2 separate regions of the Homo sapiens genome follow, and region 1 is linked to region 2. A link is a loop called in an ENCODE intact Hi-C map of the cell type or tissue named here. Cell type or tissue: endothelial cell of umbilical vein. All regions are shown on one strand. Links, peaks and the distances in the headings refer to the core of each region. The heading gives the core; the rest is flanking DNA. Region 1 overlaps SHROOM3 (shroom family member 3). Region 2 overlaps SHROOM3 (shroom family member 3).

Region 1 (8,456 bases), core at 342-8,341, 65 kb after region 2:
TTGTGGTAAGCTGAGATGATGCCATTGCACTCCAGCCTGGGCAACAAGAGCAAAAACTCTGCCAAAAAAAAAAAAAAGAAAAAGAAAAAGCATGTTACAAAACAGTATGATCACCTTTTGGAAAAAAGGATTACTATTGACATAAATGATGGTAATACAGCAGCCTATATATATAAAAGAAAAGAGGTGGGCTGGGTGTGGTGGCTCATGCCTATAATCCCAGCACTTTGGGAGGCCGAGGAGGGCAGATCACCTGAGGTCAGGAGTTTGAGACCAGCCTGACCAACATGGTGAAACCCTGTCTCTACTAAAAATACAAAATTAGCCAGGCGTGGTGGCACATGCCTGTAATACCAGCTACTTTGGAGGCCGAGGCAGGAGAATGGCTTGAACCCAGGAAATCGAGGTTGCAGTGAGCTGAGAACGTGCCATTACGCTCCAGCCTGGGCAACAAGAGCAAAACTCCGTCTCAGATTAAAAAAAAGAAAAGAGCTGGAGGAATTTCTACCCAACAGTAAATAATGATTTGGGGGTAGGAGGATAATTAAGATTTCATGGGATATTCACTGTATATCTGTTATTTCTGTAAGATTTGAATTTTTATAACAAATACTAATTTTTAAATGAGAAAAATCAGTGTTTAAAAGGCAAAATAAGAAACATTATCCTATTACAGATTTTAAATTTTACTATATACTGATAACCTTAAACTGTGTGTGAGTAGGCAATTAACGATGATAGGAAAATGGATGCAGGAAATGCTTCTCTGGTCTCCTTTCAAAATGATAACAAACATCACTGTTTAGAACCCCTTTCATCATACCTTAAATCTTCCCATGAACCTGCTGAAGCAGGCATTTGTGGTTAATATTTGGGCCTTGGCAGACTTACATCCTGGTCTGAATCCTGTCTCTCTGTCTTATAACTGTATGACCTTGGGCAAGTGCTTTAATTGCTCTGTGCCTCAGTTTATCTGTCAAGTGGGGCCAATAATAATACTACAAAGGGGTGTTCTGAGGATGAATTGAGCTACTGTTTGTAAAATGCCTAGAACAGTGACTGGCATTTAACAAACACCTAATAAAGAGTTTAGCCATCATTCTTTTTTTTTTTTTTTTTTTGAGACAGCATCTCAAAAAATGGCACGATGGAGTACAATGGTGCAATTTCGGCTCACCACAAGCTCCATCTCCCAGGTTCAAGCAATTCTCCTGCCTCAGCTACTGTAATCCCGAGTAGCTGGGATTAAAGGCATGCACCACTACGGCCGGCTACTTTTGTATTTCTAATAGAGATGGGGGTTTCTTCATGTTGGTCAGGCTGGTCTTGAACTCCCTACCTCAGGTGATCTGCCCGCCTCGGCCTCCCAAAGTGCTGGGATTACAGGCATGAGCCATTGCTCCTGGCCCATTCTTTTAACCTCATTTAGAGAGAAAACTCTGGATACAAATGATACATTAATCTCAAATCTCCCCTCCCCCACAAATACTCCAGAATCCTAACATTTATTCCCACTACCCTCCTCCCCCACCCAGATCAGCATTTTGTCACACACTCATGGGTATTGGCTTCCATTCCTTCATAGAGCCCTTGTTCCTGGCACCTCATGCTCTAACCTATTACCTAGATTCAGTTCTTTTGAATTTTCCTTTTATCTCTTTACAGTTCGGCTTAAATGGCTTCAGTGGTTTCCCATTGCCAAAAGTTTAAATTTCAAACAACTTTGTTTGTCCCTTCACACATTGGCCTCATCCTGCCACTATGGTCCATTCACTATTCCCCAAGAACCACAAGAGCATTCCTAATCCTGAGCCTTTGCCTCCAGTGACTGGCCTCCTCCCAACCTGCTTAATCCCATCATCTCAAAATCCCAGTGGCGTCATACTGCATATTCAAGAAAGCTGTCAACCATTCAAATCCAATCACGTCTATTTTGAATTCCTTGAACACCTCAAATCCTGGCCCTTGTTCTAATTTGAGACCCAATCGCAGTCATCCTTACCCTGTTACATGGCTTTGGGGGTTGAGGGTGTCATATGTATATTCAATAAGCATTTATTGATCAGGCTTTAGACATTTAGAAATGAGGAAGACAAAGAGTCCTTGCCCTCACTGAGCTCATGATCCATTAGAAGAGATAGGGAGTAAACAAATAATTGCTTTGTTACTTTGTAACAAAGTACATTGGCCATATCCTATATCAGAAGCACATATAAGACACAATAGGGGCCCAAAGATAGAAACAATCAGGAAAGAATGAGCCAACATTGAGGGCATGAAGTGTGTGTCTCATCTTTCCTGCTCTCAACCAAATTTGCCTTCCTGGCTGATCAAAAACATGGAGCTGGATCTGAAATATTTTGAGATCCTGTCCTACTTAAGCTCTAAAAATGACAGGCTCTGACCGGTTTCCCCTCCCCAGCACCTGCCTCTCCCTGGAGTATATTTCCATCTTCCTTTCTATTTAGTTCACCTCTACCTGCCTATTTATTTGTTTAAAATGTGAACCAACTGGTCGGGGACAGTAATCTAATTCTGCATTTGGTTTGAGGCCAATGCATTGAGGGCATTCAATAAATAATGGTGTTTGGTGAGCCTTTCCTAGATCCTGGCTGCTTATGTCCAAGATGAAGCTAGGACCTTCAGAAGCAAGCTCAAGAGATGATGAATGAAGGAAGGTGGAGCTCCGAAGACCATGAAGGTAAATTTGCTCTGGTTGCCTGGCCCAGAGATTACGCACCTGTGTGTTGGATTGCTGGGTTGAAGCCTGTGACATGCAAATGTTACTTCCGTGCATCGGCTAGGGTGTGCCCTTCTTCCTGACATGGTTTTCCCTGATTCAATCTGGGTAAAAGTACACAAAGGCTTCCTTCCTATGGGCATACAGGCCTGTGTTTACTTGCCTTCATTAAGGAAATTCTCCTTCCTGTGGGTGGGTGGTTCTGGGAGGGGTGAAACAGGTGTCTCTGTGGGATTGAATGGGCTGTCCCAAGGGAGGATGAGCAGGGAGAAGATGGAGAGTCCTTAAACTAAAATCTCATGAACAATATGTGTTTATCCATTCATCAAGGCATCCTTCCTGTCCATCCACTGAATGATAGGCACTCAAGTTACAAAGCTGAATATTATGGGACTTGGCTCATGGGAAAGCCTCAATAAATATTTCCTGCATTAATGATTTAAATTAATACATTGGCTTTACTTTAAATATTTCCTACCAGTGTGACATTGTACTTTCGGTACAACAGATACTATCCAGTATATTTCAGCCCACAGTTAAAAGAGGGATGGCCTGCATAAAAAGGATATTCCAGCATATTCCCTACATTCCTGGACTTCGATCCCCCATTTCCTCACTTTTAACCTTCTTCCCATTTATGTATGCATGCAGCCCCTTTGGTTTGACCCACTGCTTGGTTTCACCTGGCCTCTGACAGGCAATTCAAATACAGATTGCTTGCAGGCAACTCTAGGTGGTTCCAACTTAGCCTGCAGCTCTCCTTTTTTAAGCTGCAGATTCACCAGCAGCAAGGAGCTAGAGAGACACCTGGGGTGCTGGCTCCCAGTTTCAGTGAGATCATCCGGCTTTTGGGCATTTTGGCTTGCACAGCTGTATCTCCCATTCTCCATCTGTAGAACGGCAATGATGCCAACCAGCTCAGAGACAGAGCAAGGGCTGGTGAGCTCATAGCTGGAAAGGATGTACCCAAGAACAAAACAATATTATGAGGCAAAATTCTGATTTTATGGTCCCTCAATAGCAAGTCTCATACTGTTTCTGGCTTTTCTGCTTCTGTGATTTTGCCACATTACTTCCAAGGAGGAGGTCTGAATAATTAGTATGACTAGTCTTCTCAAGCACAGGCTCCCATATTTAGAATGGATTTGGCACCTGGCTGTGGCTGGCTGCTAATCAAACACGCCAGCAGGTGAGCGTGAAGAGCACCTGGCTTAAAGAAGCACTTCTGACGCGGGAGAGCATATTTTAAAGTGTCACTCAAAGCTGGATTCAATTACATGACAAGTTTGAAAAGAAATCATGTTACAAAATGAGAAAGCGATCTTTATGCTTAAAGATGCAGAAATCTTTGCAGATTACAGCTAACGACACACGTAGACACACACACAAAGACACCAATGAATTATTTCCCTCACCCCCTCACAGGGTATACAAAACAAATTCTTTGAGCGTGAACTATGGGGGTCTCTTTAGAAGAAAACTCCCCCTTTATCTGCTTGTAATAATCTGGCAGCTGACAAAAATGTTAGCAACATAACACAAGAGAGGAGCTAAAATCTAAAATAAACACCATTCAGAAAGGAAAATAGCAAAACCAATGTATAAGCAAAATTATGGTTACAAGAGTAACCATAATTACTCTCGTATTATAACTTTCTAACATAAAAGTGAACAAGCAGACATTATTTTGAGTTTTAAAAAAGAAGTTTGCAGAAATAAGATTCCTTTAGGGAAAACGTCGTCTAACCTAAAATCAGCCCAAAGGTGACTGGAAGAGGCAGTCAACATTCATTTTATTCTTGTGTGCCAAGTAAGAACTTCCCATTTACTTAACGGGGGAAGGAAGAGTAACGCTGTAGTGGTGTCTTCACATTTGCCCCTTCTCCCCAGAAAACTTTACCCAGGAATACTGGCTAATAGGAAACACAGGCCCATGAAGCCCTCACTTACATGTTTCGTTGTCTTCTTGAGTTTTGGGTCCCAAGTCTGGGAAGCATCAGAGCCAGGCAGCCGCCCTTGCTTACCACCATATCCACAACAGGCCAGCAATGAGATTGGCATGGGAGAGGAGGGCAGCCCAGAGGGAAGAGGAAGAGGCTCTTACTCACCACGCACTCAGAGCTGGCACTGGTTATAAAAACAATAGAACTCCCCCGTGTAGGTGCACCTCCCAGCCAACTTGCCTCACCACCAATTTGCAGCAATAGACCTTGCTGTGGGCATGAAAGGGAAGGGAGCTGGGATGTGGGGATGTGGAAGAAACCCCAAGCACTTTTTGGAGAAATATTCATTTCAGGGTGGCTTTTGTGAATCCAGAGGCTCTTCAGAGGCTATCTACCTCAACAGTAGGTAGCAGGGAGTGATACATGGGTTTATTAGGTACTCAGTAAGTGGCTGTGGATTGTTCCATTGGGGTTATTTAGAACATCCCCTTATAACTAGAGCTAGTCTACTGAGGGACACTAGCCAAAGATTGAGCAGTTGACTTGTGACTGCCTCAAGGGGACTGCCTTACCATGTCTGGGGGATAGCGATTCTCTCTCTCCCCAAAGCTCACTTCGGTATCTACACGGTTAAGGGCTTACTGGTCCGTAGGAGTTCTTGGTTGGTCTGTGTCATTCGAGACTGAATGCCCCTCCCTTCCCAAGAGGTTAGGTCACTTTTAGGGTTAGCAAAAGTTTTAGGGTCTTCAGAAGTAGTAAACAAATCACCTCTCTTGATCTGATCCGCATAGCACTCATTCCCTAGGGTCAGACTGCAGAGGTATCGGAGGAAGGAAAAGATAAGATGGGATCATTTCATTTCTATCTTGCTCTTGAATTTGCTTGAAAAATATTAGCTACCTTGCCTTATTCCTGAAGGCCATTTTAGAGCTTTGCAGATAAAGGCACAGGAAAAAATAAAAAGGAATGGTCTTCCTGGATGAATTATGCTATTTAAAGTTTTGAACCCATTTGGTCTGCTAGCTTTGTATGCCAGAAAATTAACCTTTAACTAGATCCTTTTGAAAGAATATTTTGACTAAAAAAGAAAACTTTTTGTAAAGACATGAGGTCTCACTCTTTCACTCAGGCATAATGCAGCAGTGTGATCATAGCTTACTACAGCCTTGAACTCCTAGGCGCAAGCGATCCTCCTGCCTCGCCTCCTGAGTAGCTAGAACTACAGATGTGCACCACCACATCTGGCTGATTTTTTTTTTGTTGAAACAGGGTCTTGCTATGCTGCTTACTCAAAATATTTTATATTTTTACTTTTAGTTTTAATTTTTTTGGGTACATAGTAGGTATATATAAACATATTTTTGATTTAATTCAATACTTATGTCAGAGGCAACCCATGCATTGGAAATAGCTAACACTAATCAACCAACCATCTAACATCTGTTATAAATATACAACATCAGATAATTCATTTCTGGATTTTCTACACATTTGGTGCTATTAAAAAATTAGGATGAACGAAAGCAGAGATGGAAGTCTCTATCTGTTGACTCATCTAACAGGTTTGGCAAAAGCTTTCTTTGACCTCTCCAAGAAGATAACCTCTTAGGTGTCCAGCTCATAGTCACCCCACCTAACCTCCAATCCCAGTTTGTGTTGGGTGGTGTTGACTACTTCCCCGGAGCTACCAAGATGCCACTCAGCACACGAATTGAGTCATTAAACCCTGCCAGACCTGACCTCTAGGAGGGGAAAGGTATTTTAGGAGAGGCACTGAGCCCAGTTCCCTTCATCCTCCCTCCCAAGGCACTCGCCCTGACTCAGAGACTGGAGTCCTTGGTTTTGGTTCATAATCCCCAGGCCTAGTGATGAGGGTGGTTTCCCCAGTGCAAGCAATTGAAAAGTTTCGACTGAACACATTCCCACAACTTCCAAAACTTGGATTCATTCTTAAAGCACACAGAGTTGCCATTCTGGGTAGAATTCTTTACCTTCACAGTTTGTTTCTCCTTCAGCAAGTCTCTCGTTGCCTGATGGAGCCAGTGATTGTGAAGTTACCACCAGCTTCTAAAGATCCTGAGCATAGCCTTCTTCTCAAAAAATTATAAAGGAAACACTGAATTTCACACAGGAAAAAAGAGAAAAGGAGCATGAATTATTCAGAGTAATCTTCCCTTTTGAGGCCTTTCTTTTCCCTGAATATAATGATTCTTCTAACATTCTCATTTTTACTACCACAGTTCCGTTCTTGATCATATTACCAGGGTGAGGCCAAGCCCTCAGTCTTCACATTTTCATTAGACCTAGAAAAACAACGGGAAACAGAGAGCCTGTGCCTATTGCATCTGCAAGAGTTTTGGTTCAACCTCTGTGGGTCCATCTTTTCTTGATACAGTGGGCTCATACAGAGAAGCACTGATATTTTCTTTCTTTGGAAAACCCCTGATTTCTTAAATAGGAGTATATATCATAGAAATATCTTTTCTCTCATCCAGGAATGAATTCAAAGGCTATAATTCTTGGACAATTACAGTAAGTCCTCAGTTAATGTCATTGGTAGGTTCTTAAAAACTACAACTTTAAGCAAAATGATTTCTAGTTAAACCAATTCTACCATAGGCTAATTGATAGAAACAAGAGTTAAATTCCTATGATGTATTTCTGGCCACAAAAACATCACCAAACTTCTAAATAACGACCAAAGAACTTCTAATATTAATCATTGAAATAAATGTGAACTATGTATGCATTTAAGAAAGATTAATAAAAACAAGTAAGATATTTATTTACCTACTTCTTCCAGTTCAGTGCTTTGGTTGGCCATGGCCTGTCTCAGCAGCTCAGGGTGAAAGGTGGTTACCAACCCTAGCCAGGATGTCATCCCATTACAGGGCGCACTCACACACAAACCCATGCTCATTCAGACTGGGACTCTGTAGACACGCCAACTCATCTAACATGCATATCCCTGGGATGTGGGGGAAAACAGAGTCCCTGGGGAAAACCCACACAGACATGGGAAGAAAGTGCAAATTCTACACAGATAGTGACCCCAGCTGGAAATCAATTTTTTTTCCTCATCAATTTATAGTGAAACAGTGTTGAACAAAACAATGTTATTTGAGGACCTGTGGTATAGGTAAATGAGACTGCTAGGCACATTAGGAAAAGTGATTTTAAATTACTAATAGTAGTAATTTCAGGGCTGAAGTAAAAGGCTGCTTCTGAGTCCTTAGCTATACTTTATGTGAAAGTGACTACACAGAAGGTTCATTAAATAATTACCAACTTCTTTCCCTTAGAGTTCCTAATGGTTGGAGTATTTATTAAACAAGTAGGGCTGTGTGTATGTCTTTCCATCATGAAGTCTGTCAAAAATTTTAAAATAGCTGGGTGTTTCTTGAAATATTTGTCACATGGCAATTAAAACAAAGTAATGAAGAACATCTTGAAATTTCAGAACTGCTACAGAAGAAAACAAGCTTTCAATAAAATAAAAGAGACATCAATCACACATTTTACCCATTTATGAAACATGCTCAGGACAAGGTACTCAGACGTGAAGAAGCATTCCCAGGAACCATCTTGGAGAACTGGACTTGGTAACATGAGAGCTGGGAAGTCCCAATTCTTGGTCATGAAGAGTCTACCACGAAGAGAATTGGTTTGGAAACCAGAAGGCTAACTTTTACATGAGGCACCAGGGCTAATGCCCACAGATTTCAGAGAGGACAATAATGGGTATTTCTGATGTTGAAATCCTAGGATTGATC
Region 2 (8,456 bases), core at 235-8,234:
AGTGTACCATGGTTTTAGGAGCATGACTCTGGAGTCTGAGTCCTGGCTCTACCCACTGAGCAGCTCTGTGACTTTGTCTTCTCTGTACCTCAGTTCTGTCATCTATATAATGCACGCATAGGAACAATCGGTGACTAGAAAGTAGATTGAAAGATACCTCGCCATCCAATACCTGACTGTAAAGATTATATGAGTGTAAACAGCACACTCCAAGACCACCCATTGGTATAACCAGGGGAGGGACTTTTCCTTTTCAGGACCCCTTTAGACCCTAACTTTGTTTGTTGGGGGAAAACAATCAAGACCAGGCCTGAGCTTTCATAAAACCTTTGTAGTATTTAATAACTTCCTAATTTTTTGTGTAAACCAAAGTTTTCGACTCCATCTTTTTTTTTTTTTTGCACAATGTCTTGGGCACCAGAGACTGAGCTCTTTTCTCTTTCCTTTCCACTTCTCCTTCCTGGGAGATGCCTAGAGACAGAGGTCTAGGAGTGGTGACTGTCACAGTGAAGGGCTGGCAGGAAGAGCAGGCAGACCAGAAAGAGATGGAAGCATGAGGAACATAAAATCATTCCATCGATTTAAGCATTTTCAATGTATGATTCCTTTCTACCCTAGAAAAGCAGAGACCAGCACCCCAGCACTGCCCCCAAAACCATGTTGTCCTACTACGTGTCACCTCTACAGGACCAGCTGAAATTAGCAACTGGGTGTGAGAATCCTGAAACCCATTTTGATTCTTGTTAATTGCAACCTCCAGGCTAACCTTTGCCCCTCCTAATCTTCACCCTCCTGCCCTGGATGGGTTGGCTCTGGATACCAGAAAGAGCCTGGGCACCTGGGTGAGCTGTCTGGATGCACCACACAAACTAGAAATCAGGCTGGAGAGAGTGCTAGAATCACCAGCACACCAAGCACACCTTTCCTCCCTTCAACTCTTTCTGGAATAATCTGGGCAACAAACACACATTTTAAAAATTCATTATATTAAAAAAAAAGAAAAAAAACCCATAGTGAACCGAGGTGGAAAATAGTCCTGGCATGAGTGTTGGGAAGCCTGTCATCCCAGAAACCAGGGCCCTGGAATTGTTTCTTTGCCCTTCCTTCCTTCTGCCTTACCTGTACATTGAATACCTTACCTGTACATTGAACTCATGCTGTCTCTAGAATGCACATTTTCTTACCCACCTCAAGTTGCTACTTAGCCTCAAAACAGACTGCCATAGACAAAGTCTGCAATGTGCTTTGATCTTATCGGGGAATGGTGCCCCACTGGTGCGCCAATGGTTATACACGACTCAGGCAAATTTGCCAAGTCTTTCTTAAAAAAAAAAGTGTGCTTTCCCATGTGCCAGATATTATTCCCACAACTTTTTTATGAAGGAGAGAATGAATGAGGGTTTAAGTCCCATTTTACAGACTGACAACCTGAGATACAGAGAAGTTATGTAAATTTGCTCAAACCACACATGGAATCATATTCCCTTCGGACTGTCAACCACTCACTCTCCTTCCTTTCAGTTTGGCAGGTTTCAAAAATGTTCAATTTATGCCACAGATTTTGTAGGCGTTACAATTACTAACCCAGATTTGGTAGGGAATGGTGATGGTAGAGCCATTAACTAAACATATTACCAAATAAGCCCATTTTTACTTAAAAGATACTAAAAGGTACAATGTCTCACTTAAAGATAACCAACGATACATTGTAGAAGCCTGGAAATCAATGAATCCAGTTCAAGTGAAACATACTGGGATAAACTATACACTCTCCAGGCCTATTGGGCTACTTCTAGATCCCTAAAGGATCCTCTCCGGGCTTATCCACACTCATCCTTCAGGTTTCAATTTCGACATCATTTCCTCTGCTGGCTACCCAGAGGAACTGTGGAAGTCGGGGTGAGGTGGCCCCTTGTGTGCTAGCAGTGCAGCACACTGGCTATAGATGTACACCTCAAAGTGCAATTCACACTGGCTGCTAGTTGCCTGCTTGCTGGTCCCTCTCTTCCACAGGTCAACAAAGATAAACCAGCTCAGCTTAGTGCCTGGAACAGAGAGTTGCTCAATAAATATTTGTTGAATGAATAAAGTACAGATGACCCTTGAACAACAGAAGCTTGAACTACGTGGGTCCTCTTATACGCAGATTTTTTTCAAACAACTGTATCCACCTCTCCTGTCTTCCCTTCCACCTCTTCGTCCATCTCTGCCACCCAAGACAGCAAGACCAACCCATCCTCTTACTCCTCCTCAGCCTAGTCAACATGAAGACAATGAGAATGAAGACCTTTGTGATGATCCACTTTTGATTAATGAATAGTAAACGTATTTTCTCTTCCTTATGATTTTCTTAGCATAATAACATTCTTTTCGGCCAGGCACAGTGGCTCACGCCTGTAATCCCAGCACTTTCGGAGGCCGAGGTGGGTGGATCATGAGGTCAAGCGATCGAGACCAGCCTGGTCAACATGGTGAAACCCCATCTCTACTAAAAATACAAAAATTAGCTGGGCGTGGTGGTACATGCCTGTAATCCCAGCCACTCGGGAGGCTAAGGTAGGAGAATCACTTGAACCCGGGAGGTAGAGGTTGCAGTGAGCTGAGCTCTGCACTCCAGCCTGGCAACAGACGGAGACTCCGTCTCAAAAACAAACAAAAAACAAAACAAAACAAAACAAAAACCATTCTTTTCTCTAGCATACTTTGTTGAAAGAATACAGTACGTAATGCATATGACATACAAAATATGTTAATCAACTGTAAGGCTTCCAGTCAACAGTAGGCTATTGGTAGTTAGGTTTTAGGGTAGTCAAGAGTTGTAAATGGATTTTTGACTCTAGGGGGTTAGCATCCCCAATCCCCCTGTGTTGTTCAAGGGTCGACTGTACTGCTAAATGTTCAACAGATCTGCAGCCTTTCTTCCCTCCTATATCCTTTTAACTCACAAGTTAACTTGTTGGCAAAACTAACAAGACATTTCTTGGAGCTGTTTTATGTTTATGTTTCTTGCTGTTCTCCAGTATCTATATCTCAATATTACCACTATGAGTGAAGAGCTAGGAATCAAAGCTGACCTGAGAAAGTTTAGCAGAGGCTAAAAAAATATACTGTAGTATGATCTTTCTTCTTCCAGATAGTTAAACAAGAAAGCCAGGCCAGCCACCCACATATTTCTTCTACTTCCCATGATGAGGACATTCATATTTGCTCTGCCTGCCACCCAATATTCATAACTCCAGAATATATACTGACTGCTTTCTTATTTGCTTTTTGTTTTGTTTCGTTTTTGAGACAGGGTCTTGCTCTGTCACCCAGGCTGGAGTGCAGTGGCACAATCTTGGCTCACTGCAGCCTCGACCTCCCAGGCTCAAGTGATCCTCCCACCTCAGCCTCCCAAGTATCTGGGATCACAGGCATGCACCACCATGTCAGGCTGATTTTTAATGTTTTGTTGTTGTTGTTGTTGTTGTTGTTGTTTGTAGAGACGGAGTCTCACTACATTGCCTGAGCTGGTCTTAAACTCCTGGGCTCAAGTGATCCACCCACCTTGGCCTCCCAAAGTGTTGGGATTACAGGCATGAGTTACCATGCCCAACCTATTTGGTATTTTAATAGTACCCATTAACTGCTTTCTGAACTGAGTTTCAGCCAATACAAAAGAAAGGGTTCCAGATCTTTCAGTTCCTTAGGGCTCTCTTGAACACTGTACAAATTAGGGAAGGCTGGGGAAACTGGAGTAAAAGACACGGAACTGAGCCATTAGGCATGGTCTCTCCAGGTCCCTTTGCTTCCTGGTTTCTATTGAGTTTGCATTTTTCTATTTTATCCTTAAAGGGGAGGGTGAGATGGAGGAATCGTGTCTCCTTGGCATGGTCTGTTACAACCTTAGGGAAGTGCTTGGTTTTGTCTGTTAGAATCAGCCATTTCCTCCTTTTTTGTTATGTTTCATCCAGGAGGGAATGCTTCCTCACTGGCCTCCCCCTTCCACTTCTGTCCCCTCCAATCCAGTGTCTACCCAGCAGCCTTTCAAAAAATGTAAATGGATGATGTCATTCCCTGATGAAATCCTGTAGCTTCCCTATGCATTTTGGATAAAATCCAGGTTCCCCTACTTGGCCTGCAAGGTCTCTGGTGACGTGGCTCCTGCCCCTCCTTCAACCTTTCCCCTTACTGCATTCTGACCTCACTGGCCTTCCTTAGGTTCCCCAAACTTGCCAAGCTCTTTGCTTTTTGCACATGCTGTTCTCTAAGCCTGGAATATTCTTCCCAATTCATTTCTTGGCTGACCACTCCTTAGTTTCTGCTCCCAGCTGGAACATCACCTCCTCGGAGACTGCCTTATCTAATGCAAATACTCTTTCCTGGCACCTGATCTTTCCCTTTACTGCACTTATAACCACATGAAATTGTTCACTTGTGCATTGTCTGCTTCGTTGTTAAGACATAAGCTCAGCCAGGTCAGGGTCCACCTCTGGCTTTTCTTCAGCCTTGTTTTTTGAAACTTCTACACACCCAAGGCCTAGCACAGTGAGTGTCTCCTGGTAGGCACACAATGCATATTTGCTGAATGAATCATAGGAACCTGTAAAGGAAATAATTGTAATGCATCCAAAACAAAGTTCTATGTCCTTAAATCCATAAGGGCATTAAACTGTTCATAATATCTATTTTGGGAAATGTGGGATCTTCTTTTCTTCTAGTTACTTTCTAGATCAGGCTCTGAGTTGATTTCTTCTTGAAAATAGAATCTAGCCCTAACTTTTGATCCATCTCATTAGCGGCAGGCTTTCTTGGGACAGACAAGAAAAGTTGGGAGTTGGGAGACTGTGGCAGAGCCCCTTCGACAAACAGCTGGTATGGCTCAGTGCAATTTTGTTGCCTTATGTTTGGAGGCAATCAGAATGCTTTTTGTGATTAAGTAGACAGGATGCATTTATACAGGGCTAAGTTTGTCCTCAGAATCCTTTGGAGAAATTCCTTTTGATTTATGTTGGGTGTGTACACTCATTCATGTGGCAATTTGTCTTATTTAAAGCCACGTTCTTGGTTTTCAAGTTTTCCTTCTACTCTGTGTCCTTCATCCATGAAGTTAGCCTTACTATTGCATCTCTATCCTGTCATCCCCCTTCTCCTGGGTTTGCAGGTCTCTAATGCCATAGTTGTAGGTTTCTCAGCACTTTTTCTCTTGAGTCTCCAGGAGGCTGAAAAGGCCTTAGATTAGAAGCTTTTTCAGTGTCTGAAGAAGATTTTAAGAAGTGATGCCCTCAGGCACAGATTTCTGTTCTTAGCCAAACATAGGTGCTCTTCATTTTCTGATAACTGACCATTGATCAGCCGTTTCACAGACATCTCAATGAATTACCCTTTCTTTAAAAGGCCCCCTTGTTCCTGTTACTGACCTTTTGTAACTTACACATTTAAGTCTTAACCTTCTGGGTCCTGTCCTCTCATTACTCATCTTTTTTCCTTTTTAAGTCATTATTTACCATCTAGGAAGCTCCCTCTGCATGCCCTCAGGCCTGTATCCTATCTAGTGTTTTAGTCATAGGCATGCCATTCATTTGTACTTAAAGCCTCCTCCTGTCTTTCTGCTTACCTACCCTGGTCTACAGCTTGTTTTATTACAGGAGGGCCACACATAACCCTTCAGCTCTGCAGAGATGCACTTTGTATGTCTCAAACCTCTGTCCATTTGCACCTCCTGCTCTGGCTGCTGCTTTTTTTCACTTGATTTCCCCCTGAAACTTGCCAAACAAATCCAGGTGTACAATATACCCCAGTAACATTCAGCATATTTCTGACTCTTTCTGAAACCGTAAGCTTAATTATCTCCAGATCTTAGCCAATGACCTCTATGTCAACCTTGCAGAAAGATGAGGAAAGGGTGGATAGGAGAAAAAGCCAAATGACCTGCCAAATCTTTTAACCTGCCTAATAAATATTAATCTGCTTCAGTTTACTGCTGACATCAGTCCCTCTACCCACTGAGCCCTTTGACACAGCTAGTAGCCCAGGACAAGTGCATAAGAAAACCAAGGGCTCTCACAAGGGCTTTATAGTGAACAGATGATATCTTCATGGAAGCGGTGTGCCCCTAGCTACAAGCACTCAGAGCCTAGATCTTAAGACAACTCCAACAAGCAGCAGGCTGTGTAATGTATATGGACGATGTGGATTCCGGAGCCAGCTGCCTGGGGTCCTGTTCTGGCTCTGTCACCTAGGAAGGTGTTTGAGCAGGTCACTTAACCTCTTATGCCTGTTTTTTCCCCTATAAAATAAGAATACTAATAGCACCTTCATCAAAGGGTAGATGTGAGGCTTGAATGAATTAATATGTATAAAGCAATCAGAACAGTGCCTGGCAATAATTATTAAATTTTTACCCGTAGAACTGAAACTTACATTTACTGGGCACATGGTATGTACCAGATTATTTGTGCTTTAAAAACAGTAATTCAGTTAATCTTCTTATCATTTGAGGCAATAATCATCCTTATTGTAAAGAAGAAAAGAAAAATTAAATTAAAAAGTAGAAAGAGCTATGGCTAAAGGCCTCACCCTCTCCACTACCTACCCCATTAGATTCCTTTTAGGATTACTGGGCTTTGTATACTTTGGTAGGTATCAACCACATATCAAACCATGTATGCCTTTAATTTTTCCACATCACTCTTTTGTTATTCATATGAGATAAAACATATGCATAAAAACAAAACACCAGCAAGTATTCCAAAATGTTACTACTGGGTGACAGGATTATGGGTACTATTTTTCTTCTCTCTTTTCTATGTCTTGCAAATTGTTTACAATTAATGTTTATTATTTTAATTATCAGATAATAGTAAAATTAGCCTTATTTTTTCTTAATAGAATGAGTCTAAGGGTCTAAATTTTCTACATTTTTAAAGGAACATCTTCTCTAGGAAATGGAAGTGCCTATCCTGAGAGCATATGTGGGCAGCAGAAAGACTCCACACTAGTTGGTGAAGGGGATTACTTTGAGAGCTCCAATAACTGCTGAAAATAGCCAGTGGAGGAAGAAGCAGGGTTTCTGTGAAACTAGTATCAGTAGAGAGAGACAAATACCTCCTGAAAAAATTCAGTCTAGGCCTTTCTTTCCCTATCCTCTATCATTAGCCTACAGTAACAGACTAGTGTTCCCAGAGAACAATACAAATCTCTACAGCGAACCATTATTCATTACTTTAATACCAGATTATAGCTTATAAAGCACTTCCCAAACATTATTTCATTTGGCCCTCAATAATCCTAAAAGGCAAGTAAAGCAAGTATTATTTATCCCCATTTAACAGATGCAGAGACAGCCTCATAGAGGGACAGTTATTCGCTCAAGGTCAGGACTTCTAAGCCACACGACTGGCACAGCAGGGTCTCATACTCTAATTTTTAAGCTCTCTTGTTCCATACTGCCTTTGGATTCTGTGATCCTAAAAGTCCATTGATACAGTAGCAAACATTTAATACCAAAAGCCTCTTTAAAGGGGAAGCTTCAGAAGAAGAAAGTAGACTGACTGAAATTCAGATGAGACCCCTCTCTCAAGTCCAACTGTCCCTAGATCTAGAGAAATGATGAAGTCCCTACCCCTGACACCCAGACAGCATTCCTGCCCCTACAAGAACTTTCTAGCGCCGGTCACACTGCTGAAATGATGCAGGATATATTAAGATAGATATTTCAAGGCCAGGTGCAGTGGCTCACGCCTCTAATCCCAGCACTTTGGGAGGCCAAAGCAGGCAGATCACTTGAGGTCAGGAGTTTGAGACCAACCTGGTCAACATGGTGAAACACTATCTCTATTAAAAATACAAAAACTAGCTGGTTGTGGTGGCTCACACCTGTAATCCCAGCTACTCAGGAGGCTGAGGCATGAGAACCACTTGAACCCAGGAGGTGGAGGAAGGTTGCAATGAGCTGAGATCATGCCACTGCACTCCAGCCTGGGTGACAGAGTGAGACTCTGTCTCAAAAATAAATAAATAAATAAAAGAAAGAAAGAAAGAAAAAAAAAAGATATTTCATGCTGAAACCCAGAGCCTAGTCACATCTATACCTAGCCCAATCATCCATTCATTCAATCAACTATTGCTAAGGGCTAACCACAGGCCACACATTGGATTAGGCACTGGACTCGTGGCAAAACAGACACGATCCTTCCCTTTGTGGAATTATAAATTAATGGGAAGAAAGCCAAAATTAACTGAATAAATATATACATACACGCCATAAGTCCTGGGAAAAGAGACCATGAGAGCAGCCCACACTCAGCATGCCTCCCTCTCCTTGTCATTCACTTTTACACAGTCGGTGTAGACACTTGCTTCCCCCAGTCGCATGCCCCAGGGAGGGCAGGTATCCAAGCATCAGTCCTCAAAGTTGCCATTACCTTATGGAGTGCTCTGAGCCAGGCTGGGGGCCAAACTGTTTCTGCACAGCT

What was found. Hi-C counts contacts between places; a loop is a spot of excess contacts. Peaks named below come from ENCODE experiments on the same cell type or tissue, not always from the same donor. Only the 100,000 strongest peaks of a DNase experiment are listed, where the experiment ranks them.
Region 1: a loop joins it to region 2, with 3 times the contacts of the local background. A loop is called at or near these places in 3 of 110 quality-filtered maps.

Annotation. Positions count from the first base shown.
Region 1 is chr4:76,635,877-76,644,332 of GRCh38, reverse strand. The region is part of intron 2 of SHROOM3 (shroom family member 3); the gene reads right to left. LOC105377290 (a long non-coding RNA gene) reads left to right here. Exons shown (of 4, transcript XR_001741404.2): 2 at 2,606-2,701; 3 at 8,144-8,456. Among named protein-coding and RNA genes, the nearest start is that of MIR548AH, 65 kb to the right of the region's middle. In endothelial cell of umbilical vein, for the core only: no CTCF peak of the experiment used is centred there; a DNase peak (open chromatin) is centred at 4,822; H3K27ac peaks cover 927 bases.
Region 2 is chr4:76,700,329-76,708,784 of GRCh38, reverse strand. All of the region lies in intron 2 of SHROOM3 (shroom family member 3), which reads right to left. Among named protein-coding and RNA genes, the nearest start is that of SHROOM3-AS1, 98 kb to the left of the region's middle. In endothelial cell of umbilical vein, for the core only: no CTCF peak of the experiment used is centred there; DNase peaks (open chromatin) are centred at 4,014 and 4,464; H3K27ac peaks cover 3,207 bases.